Linked DNA regions of Homo sapiens: region 1 is linked to region 2. The links are chromatin loops, found by intact Hi-C in ENCODE. Cell type or tissue: heart left ventricle. All regions are shown on one strand.

Region 1 (5,000 bases), 87 kb before region 2:
CGCTGCCTGCTGGCTCTGGGGCCAGAGCTCCGTGGCACATGCGCTGTGTCCAGCAGTGCTTGGCACAGTGTTTGCAAACACAGACCCCAACCAGTCACCATGCTGATACCCAAACCCTGTCGTCAGTGGCATGAAACTGGGGGAGGTGGGGTGTGCTCCAAGACTCACCAGGCTCCAGCTGCTGACACTTTTGCTTTGCTTTCCCAAAAAGTGCTTCCCAGGGGCCAGCTTTGCTTTGGGCTTTGTGTGTACGTGTGTGTGTTTGTGCAAGTGGGTTTGCATTGGACCTGGAAGCGTGCATGCTTGTCTGCATGTGTTCACAGGCGTATGCATATGGGTGTGAGATGTGTACAAACACATTTCTGTTTGTGTATGCATGCGCTTGTGTGCACGTGTGTGTGCATCTGTGTACAACTGTGTCACATGTGCAGTACTTTACACCCAACACAGCTTCCACTGCCTTCTGACTCTTGTGCACGACCACACTCCCACATACCCACGTGTGCAGGCCCAGAAGATCAGGACTCGCAGTGCCGCAGGCCGGGGTCCGCCTCGTTGCTCCCAAACATGGTTTTTGGCTTGTCTTCGCTTGCCGCTTCCTGGCTTGTTCAGCCAGGGACCCTCTCCCCTGTATTAGGGTCCCCCCTAAATCTTTGATGCCAGTTCCTGTCGAGAGAAGGGCCCGTACATCCCCAGGTCTGTGCCAGCCCTGTCCTAACCCAGTTCCTGCTGGTAAAGCATAAGATGTCTCCCCCCGGACCTCCCCAGGCCAGGCCCTCAAACTTCAGCTGGCAGTGCACCGCCCCCCTTAAGTTCAGGCTGGCTTGGAAAAAAAGCGAGTAAAGGAGAAAGGCCGCCCACCCAGGGCATACCTCTGGGCTCCCAGCTCCAGGCCTCGGGGAAGACAGTGTGCCTGCCCCCTCGTGCCCTTGCCCTGCTGGGCAGACATTCGCTGTGGGTGCTGGGAAGCTTATGGGAGGAGCTGGCCTCTCCCCAGTGCGCCTCAGGTGGCAGGAGCTCACTGGTGGAAGTGCTGGGGAGGGGACTCCAGGCCGACTTGGAACACCCCGCTGAGGCTGAGGCTGAGCCTGTGAGGTCGGGACCACTGCACTCCCAGAGGGAGAGCTGCAGCTTCAGGGCCAGCTGCCTGAGCCCTCACCCCTACCATAGCCTCTGACCCTCTCCACCTCACACAGATACCTCTGGGCCTCCTGTCTGATCACCAAGGTTTTATTAAAAGAAACTTCATTTGGAAGCCCTGGGGAGCTGAGAGCTCTGCCGGGCGATCTTCCTCTGGCCTGTGAGTCAGGGTTTCCTTAAACAGAGCAGCTGAGAGGAAAGCCAGGTGGAGAGGAGACGCTGCAGCCTCTAGGCCTCCCCGGCACTGGGCCTCTCCTGGGAGGCAGCTCCAGGGGCTGCAGTGGAGGAACTTAGGGCCAGGGTGGGTCCTGTGTCTGATGCCTAGACAGAGGTCCGGGATCACCAGCCATAGCTGCTGCACAGGCCAGGGGTGGGCAGGTGCTGTGGTGGGGCTCAGCTCCTAGCCCTGTCCACGCCTCACCAGCCGCCCCAGGCACTCAATTATGTGGCAGATTTTCCTGATTTGGAGCCTTCTCCTGCCCTCAGATGGCCCCCGGCTACTGGCCATTTTCCCACAGGCTGAGTAATTCTCACGGGGATTTTATGGCTGGCATCGGCTGTCCACACATTTCTCTCCCCATTAGTGGTCAGAGGGACTCAAAGTCACAGGGACTCAGCCCCATCTGAACACGGGGCTTGTCCAGCACCCACCAAGATACCCCAGCAGAGGGCTGGGGTTTGAAGGGTTTGGCGAGTGTTGGAGCTGCCTGAGCCGGGGTCTGGAGACAGCCTGGTGGCCACACAGGTGTGGGCACTGCAGCAGGTTGTACTTCCCAGCTCCAGAGGGCCGGGCGCTGATCTCTAAGCAAGCTCACTCCAGTGACTGCCATGCTATAAACCCCACGACGCACTGGGGAGCTGAGAGTGTCCCATGAAAGGCCCCAGAAGATGGATTTGATTTGTTCATTCTTATTGGGAACCCTGATTCACAAACCCCGGCAGCTTTGAGGAAATTGGTTATTCATGCCCAGAATGAATCAGCAAAGCCTCCCCACGTCAGTCGCCGCCCGGGAAGCTGTCACCTCCATGGCCGCAGCACTCTCTGCCTTGGCAGGCAAGTGGCATAAAACACTGCCTTCAAAGTGATTCCCAGAACCAGGCCAGGCCAGCCCACTGCCTGCCTGGGATCCGTGCTTCCGGGAACAGGCACGGACCCCAGAATGGGACCAGCTGCAGGTCCAGAGAGCACACGGGCCCCCAGGAACACAGGAGCCCCTCAGCTGCTCTCCTTGGTGCTGAAAGAGCCTGGTGGCAGAGCTGCAGATACCTGCGGCAGAGACGGGGTCCCCACCCCGGCACCCCACAGGCCTCCTCAGTGCCTGCGCCCCCCACCCGAGGACATCTCTGGGTGTGAGTGTGTGGTGTGTGGGGCTGGCTAAGTGTTAGGACTTCACTCGCCCTGGAGAGACCCCCACCAAGAGGGGCAGGAGTTGGCACACTAATTCCCAGGGTTCTCAACACCCAGGGGGTCCCTCTGGATCTGAGCTCTGGTCCCCAAGTGGTCACCGGCTCCCTAACTTGCTCTCTGTCACCTTCCCTCCCCCGGGCCTTGTCTGCCTGTGCCCATGCTGCCCCGCAGCTGATGAACCCCAAAGCGGCCCACTCTGATCTTACACTCAGGAAACGTGGCTCGCTGGGCTGCAGCGTTCTAGGACATTCCGCTCTAGGAGGGGCTGGAGCAGAGCCCCGGGTGCTCCACATGCTCCTCTTTATCTCAGGGGCTTGTGCATCCAGCATATTCCAGTTATTCTTGAGAACTACAAGCAAGAAAGGAGGGAAGAGCCGGGCCTCCAGGGATCTGTTTTACAAGAGGGTCCTCAGGAAAATGACCCTCTTGCATGGCTCATGCAAGGAAAATGAAGCTGCGGTTGTTCAAAGTGGCCACCTGCCCCTCACTCACGCTACCCCTTCCCTGCCTCCCAGTCTCACCTCCCCACCACGCACCCTGCTTGCTGGAATCACCTCCCGCATAAACCCTGTGCCCCAAACCCTCTCCCAGGGTCTGCTTCTTTGGGGACCTTGAAGGAAGACACCAGCGTTCCCCACTTACAGCAGGCTTGGGGCCCAGACTCGGGATCAGCTTTGGAGATGATGTCACACCTGATTTTCTGTTGGGAGAATCCCTGCCTCTGCCCTCTGGCCTCACAGGTGTTGCTGGCTGCACCGGCCAGGGTCAACCCCAGCTGTCCTGTGTGAAAGTCTGGCTGAAGCAGATCTTTCCAGAGCACGTGTCCCCAGAACACTTGGCCCCACCAGATGCTCCAAGAGCCGTCTGGGCAGAGCCGTGCAGGCTGCCTCCCTGGCTGTCCTGAGGGCTGGGGTACGTGCTGCCTCCCTGGCTGTCCTGAGGGCTGGGGTACGTGCTGCCTCCCTGGCTGTCCTGAGGGCTGGGGTACGTGCTGCCTCCCTGGCTGTCCTGAGGGCTGAGGTGTGCACAGCCTGAGTGACCAGCTCGGGAGGCTGTGTGACTGGCACCAGGTGTCTCCAGGAAGAATTTACCAGAAACCCTTATTTACTTATTTTTTCTTTTTGTTTTTTTATAATTAGATACTGGGGCTAGACACGGTGGCTCATGCCTGTAATCCCAACACTTTGGGAGGCTGAGACAGGTAGATCTCCTGAGCCCAGGGGTTTGAGACCAGCCTAGGCGACATGGCAAAACCCACTCTCTACAAAAAATACAAAAATTAGCCAGGCATGGTGGTGTGTCTGTAGTACCAGCTACTTGGGAGGCTGAGGTGGGAGGATCACTTGAGCCCAGGAGGTGGAGGTTGCAGTGAGCCGAGATCACACCACTGCACTACAGCTTGGGCAACACAGTGAGACCCCATCTCAAAAAAAATTAGATACTGTGTCTCGCTATGTTGCCCAGGCTGGTCTCTAACTCCTGGGCTCAAGCAATCCTCCTGTGTTGGCCTCTCAAAGTGCTGGGATCACAGGCGTGAGCCACTGCACCCAGCCAGGAACCCTTATTTTTGCTAATGCCTGTGAGCTCGTGGCCCGAAACCTGTGCCCCTGAGGCCCCTGGTGTGAAGAGCTTCCTAGCAGCTCTGAGCTCACCTACGAGGCGATCAGATTTGCTCTCAGCAGCTGATCCCACCGTGCATCTAAGCAGCGTGAAGTTACCAAAGTCAGTTTCCACACTCCGTCCCAGGAACACAGACGTGACATCCTGGAAGCACAGGGGATTCAAGGTGTCCTCACTCGTAGTTCCAGAGCCCACAGCAACACAGGACATGCAGGCTGCAACTGTGAATTGTGTGTGAATTGCTTTCCTGAAAGAGGCCCTTCTGCAAAGCTGCCAGACCCGGGGGTGGGTCGGACCCGGGGCCCTGCGAGGCTCGGCCACCTCTCTGCCTGGGTCTGAGCTTGACCAGGCGGGTGTCAGTGGAACGTGCCTTTGCAGAGCGGCGCTCCAGGGCTCAGTGCACCACACTGGCTCTGCCGTCCCTATTCCATAGAGGAGAAAAATGAGGTCCCGAGAGGAGCAGCAGCTTGCCAGGGTCACATGCTGGAAATGAAGCCAGGCCTAGCCCCGTCCCCCCGCGCGTGTCCGGCTGAGCTTCCTGAGGAGCAGTGGCCACATCCACACTGCACCAAACCCTCCTGCAGCCGGTTCTCACCGGAGAGACAGTCCCCATGTCAGGGCGGGTGAGCAGCCACCCGCAGAGTGTGTGTGTGTGTGTGCACGCGTGGGGGATGTGTGTGTGTGTCATGTGAGGGACGTGTGTGGGTGTGTGTGTCACGTGAGGGATGTGTGTGTGTCATATAAAGTGTGTGTCACGTGAGGGATGTGTGTGTGTGTTATGTGAGGGATGTGTGTGTGTCATATAACGTGTGTGTGTGTTATGTGAGGGGTG
Region 2 (5,000 bases):
GCCAACGTAGGGGCAGATGCCTGGGGTCCCGACCATGATCAGGAAGGGCAGCTCCGGGCCAAGGCTGCTCACAGGCCGGGAGGTGGGGAGTAGGGCGAGGTCAAGCACCAGAGGAAGGGGCTGGCAGGGGTGACCAGGAAGAGGAGGAGCAGGGACGTGGAGAGCCAGCGCATAGGAGCTCACAGCCCCTCTCATCTGCTCGAGAGCTTCCATCTGGGAAGAGCTGAGGCCCAAGGCCCACTGCTCTGTGGGAGCCCCACCCGGCCCTCCGTTGAGCCCATGGGTCAGGGCAAGGCTGCGCCCCAGAAGCATGAGCTGGCCCCAGCAGACCTGCTCTCCCTGCCACAGAGCCCCAGGAGCTGTCAGGGAGCTGGGCCCTCTCCCTGACCCTCATGTCCCCACCCTCCATGACCCAGCTCCCGAGAGCCGACCCTGCTGGGAGCCTCCTGGCTGGGCCACCCCTAGCAGGCCAGCCCAGGGCACTGCTCCTTCCTGTAATCCCACCCCACACACCAAGACCCACACCCAGGCAGGGGGATGAAATGGGCAGCATAACCGCGGGTGGCCTAGCCCACCACACTCACTTGAGACCCCTGAGCAGCCTGCGGCCACCCAGCCCCACCTCAGGGTCTGAGTCTCGGTGCATCTACGAAGTGGGTCTTTATGAGGCCTCTCTCACACTGCTATGAAGAAATACTCAACTGGGTAATGTATAAAGAAAAGAGGTTTGGTTGACTCACCGTTCCGCCTGGTTGGGAAAGCCCCAGGAAACTTACAATCATGGCGGAAGGCACCTCCTCACAGGGTGACAGGAGAAAGAATGAGCACAGAGCAAAAGGGGGAAAAGCCCTTATGAGACCATCAGATCACATGAGACTCATTCACTGTCTTGAGAACAGCATGGGGGAACCGCCCCCATGATCTCATCACCTCCACGAGGTCCCTCTGCCAACCAACACATGAGGATTACAATTCAGTTACAACTCAAGATGAGATCTGGGTGAGGACACAGAGCCAGACCATATCAGGGTCCATACTCGGGGTGGTGAGGGGCCCATGCCACATGCTGGGAGATCTCAGCCCTGCCGGGCACAAGCTCAACTAACAGGGTCATTGCCAAGTACTCACAGCCATCCTCAGAGCCACAGGCTGCCCCTGGGCCCAAGGTCCCGCTGCCACACAGAGACTATCCTTGACCTCACAGGTGCCCTCATCTCTGCTCACAAACCCTCTGGAGATGTCAACACAGGGCCAGGTGCAGGGCCAGTCTGCTGGGGTCACCTGGAGCCAAAGAGAAGACCCTGGTCCTGGAGCCTGCTGGGGGATCCCCACTACACAGCCAAGCCGCCTGAGATGCCGCCGTCACAGGCCAGCTGCTCAGAAAGCTGGGGCTTCGGGGCTTGCGTGGCATCCACGGCTCCCAACTCACGACAGTACACGCAGACACACGCTCACCCGCACACATGAACACCCACACTAGCAGTACACTCAGACACACACTCACCTGCACACACACTCACACTAGCAGTACACGCAGACACTCTCTCACTCGCACACACGAACACCCACACTAGCAGTACACGCAGACACACACTCACCCGCACACACAAATCCCAACCCACGACAGTACACGCAGACACACGCTCACCCGCACACACAAATCCCAACCCACACTAGCAGTACACACAGACACACGCTCACCCGCACACACGAACACCCACACTAGCAGTACACGCAGACACACACCTGCACACACAAACACCCACACTAGCAGTACACGCAGACACTCTCTCACTCGCACACACGAACACCCACACTAGCAGTACATGTAGACACACACTCACCCGCACACACAAATCCCAACCCACGACAGTACACGCAGACACACGCTCACCCGCACACATGAACACCCACACTAGCAGTACACGCAGACACCCGCTCACACACACACACGAACACCCACACTAGCAGTACACGCAGACACCCACTCACCTGCACACACGAATCCCAACCCACGACAGCAGAGGCAGACACCCTCTCACCTGCACACACAAACACCCACACTAGTGCAGGAGGCCAGGCCTGCACACACCCTCACACGTATGGACATATGTATGACACAAGTTCACAGACACCCTCACACCCACACATACACAGTAAGACATGCCTGCACACACCTTCACACGCATGGACACACACGCTGGCTCACACCCTCACACACATATACAGTAAGACACACAAATACACCCTCACACTCACACATATACACCCCTGCACACGCCCTCACACGCATGGACACACCTTCACATGCACAGACACGCTCACAGAGACACCCTCACAACTACACGTATACAGTAAGACATGCCTGCACACACCCGCACACGCACACAGGCTCACAGACACCCTCACACCCACACATACACAGTAAGACACGCCTGCACACACCCTCACACTCATGGACACACAGACACGCTGGCTCACACCCTCCCCCCGCCCTCCCGCACACCCACGTTGGACACGGCCTCGGACTCCCCCTGGTGGTGAAGCTCCGCACACACCGGGCGTTTTCTCCGGGGACCGACGGGCAGGGGCAGCCCTGGGCCCACGCTCTGGATTCTGACCGCCTGGGGGTTGGGGGACGGTGCGGCTGTGACCCTTCCTGTTCACTCTGAGCTTCACTTGAGTCTGAGCTCCTGACTCCCCCGGGCTCCGGCCCATCACACACACACAGCCGTTGCAGGAATAAGGCTTCTCCCACAGACGCTCAATCACATTGCTGAGTTACGAATGGAGACACCTAAATTTATTTTCCCAAGCACCTTGTGAATGGAGCTGCTGGGGCTCCGGGCTGGTCACGGCATCTGTCCAAAGTGGAGGGGGTGTGCTGGTGTCTTCTACGCCAAGGGGACAACTGTCCAGGTTAAGCGTCGGCCCACATCCCGATTTCGGTTCCTGGCCTGGCTCCCTGATGCGGGACAGAGCTGAGCACGCCCGTGCGGGGCTTACTGAACGCTCCTCTCTAGATCCCCGCACCTTTAACTTGGGGGAATCTATTGTGCACGATCAGTTCTTCCTGTTTCTTCTCTGTCTCTGCGTTTGAACGGGTATAACCCCAGGAAGATGAGACCTCCCTACGCCAGGTTCTCAGAGGCAGCTGCTGCTCAGTTTCTTTGACGTCCTTAAATAAATCTTTCTAAAGGAACCCACCATGGTGGCCACAAGAGGTGAAGCAGCATCACTCTTGACCTGCACAGCGACCGCAAAAATAAACCAGGACCTTCCTGCAGAGGCTCGCCCATCCCAGCCTGCGGCTCCTTGATCCCCAGGACCTGAGCTGGGCGTAGAAAAGCATTAGGGACCCATGGCCCCAAGAAGGCTTCCTGCTTGACAAGGCAGAGACGGAGAGAGGACTGGGATGTGTCCATTGCTCCCACATCGGGGGTCCCTGCCCCATGCCGAGACCAAGGACCCCCCTTCGTTCCTGCCCTGCCCTTCCCCAGGCAGGGGGATGGAATGGGCAGCATAACCGTGGGTGGCCTAGCCCACCACACTCACTTGAGACCCCTGAGCAGCTGCTCTCAGCTCTGGAAGCTGCTGGAAGACCCCAGCCCACCTTCCTGGCACCTTTGCTGCCATAAAGAGATGCCTTCCCTACCTGGAAACTGTTGGTGACTGACTTGTAATGACATCGCAGCTGTCTCTCTCCCTCCCTGTTTCCCCAGCCTCACTTCCCTAACTGCTCTCCTCTGCTGCCCGCTGCATGCCAAGCCCACCTCTCTCAGACTGTCAGGGTCTGGGGAGGGGTCAGCCAAGGTAGGTCCCAGCTGCCCCCACCCTCCAGCGGCCATCCCAATACTGACCCATCCCAACACCGACCCACCCCAACACCCACCCATCCCCAAAACTCACCCACCCATTGCCAACACGGACCAACCCCAACAACCACCCATCCCCAACACTTACCCACCCCAACACCCACCCACCCCAACACGGACCCACCCCAACACCCACCCATCCCAACACCCACCCACCCCAACACCCACCCACCCCAACACCCACCCATCCCAACACCCACCCACCCCAACACCCAACCATCCCAACACCGACCCACCCCAACACCCACCCACCCCAACATAGACCCATCCCAACACCCACTCAATGCAACACTCACCCATCCCCAACACCCACCCATCCCAACACCCACCCACCCCAACACCCATGCACCCCAACACCCACCCATCCCCACCACCCACCCATCCCAACACGGACCCGCCCATCCCCAGCACCCACCCATCCCAACACCCACCCACCCCAACACCCACCCACCCCAACACGCACCCATCCCCAACACGGACCCATCCCAACACCCACCCACCCCAACACCCACCCATCCCCAACACCCAACCATCCAAACACCCACCCATCCCCAACACGCACCCATCCCCAACACAGACCCATCCCAACACCCACCCACCCCAACACCCACCCATCCCAACACCCACCCATCCCCAACATGGACCCATCCCAACACCCACCCACCCCCACACCCACCCATCCCCAACACCCACCCATCCCAACACATACCCACCCCAACACCCACCCACCCCAACACTCTCCCATCCCCAACACCCAGCCATCCCAACACCCACCCACCCCAACACGGACCCACCCCAACAGCCACCCATCCCAACACCCACCCATCCCCAACACGGACCCACCCCAACACCCACCCACCCCAACACTCTCCCATCCCCAACACCCAGCCATCCCAACACCCACCCACCCCAACAAGGACCCACCCCAACAGCCACCCACCCCAACAGCCACCCACCCCAACACCCACCCATCCCCAACACTCTCCCATCCCCAACACCCAGCCATCCCAACACCCACCCACCCCAACACGGACCCATCCCAACAGCCACCCATCCCAACACCCACCCACCCCAACACCCACCCACCCCAACACGGACCCACCCCAACACTCTCCCATCCCCAAC

What was found. Hi-C counts contacts between places; a loop is a spot of excess contacts. Peaks named below come from ENCODE experiments on the same cell type or tissue, not always from the same donor. Only the 100,000 strongest peaks of a DNase experiment are listed, where the experiment ranks them.
Region 1: it touches region 2 in a loop (2.3-fold over the local background); 12 of 110 quality-filtered maps call a loop at or near these places.

The regions. Positions count from the first base shown.
Region 1 is chr20:62,585,326-62,590,325 of GRCh38, reverse strand. No RefSeq gene overlaps it. Among named protein-coding and RNA genes, the nearest start is that of LINC02970, 16 kb to the left of the region's middle. RefSeq lists an enhancer at 989-1,496. In heart left ventricle, no CTCF peak of the experiment used is centred here; DNase peaks (open chromatin) are centred at 1,535 and 2,135; H3K27me3 peaks cover 4,041 bases.
Region 2 is chr20:62,497,886-62,502,885 of GRCh38, reverse strand. No RefSeq gene overlaps it. Among named protein-coding and RNA genes, the nearest start is that of GATA5, 24 kb to the right of the region's middle. RefSeq lists enhancers at 624-853, 2,319-2,819. In heart left ventricle, CTCF peaks have their summits at 2,332 and 2,540 (motif pointing left); a DNase peak (open chromatin) is centred at 2,535.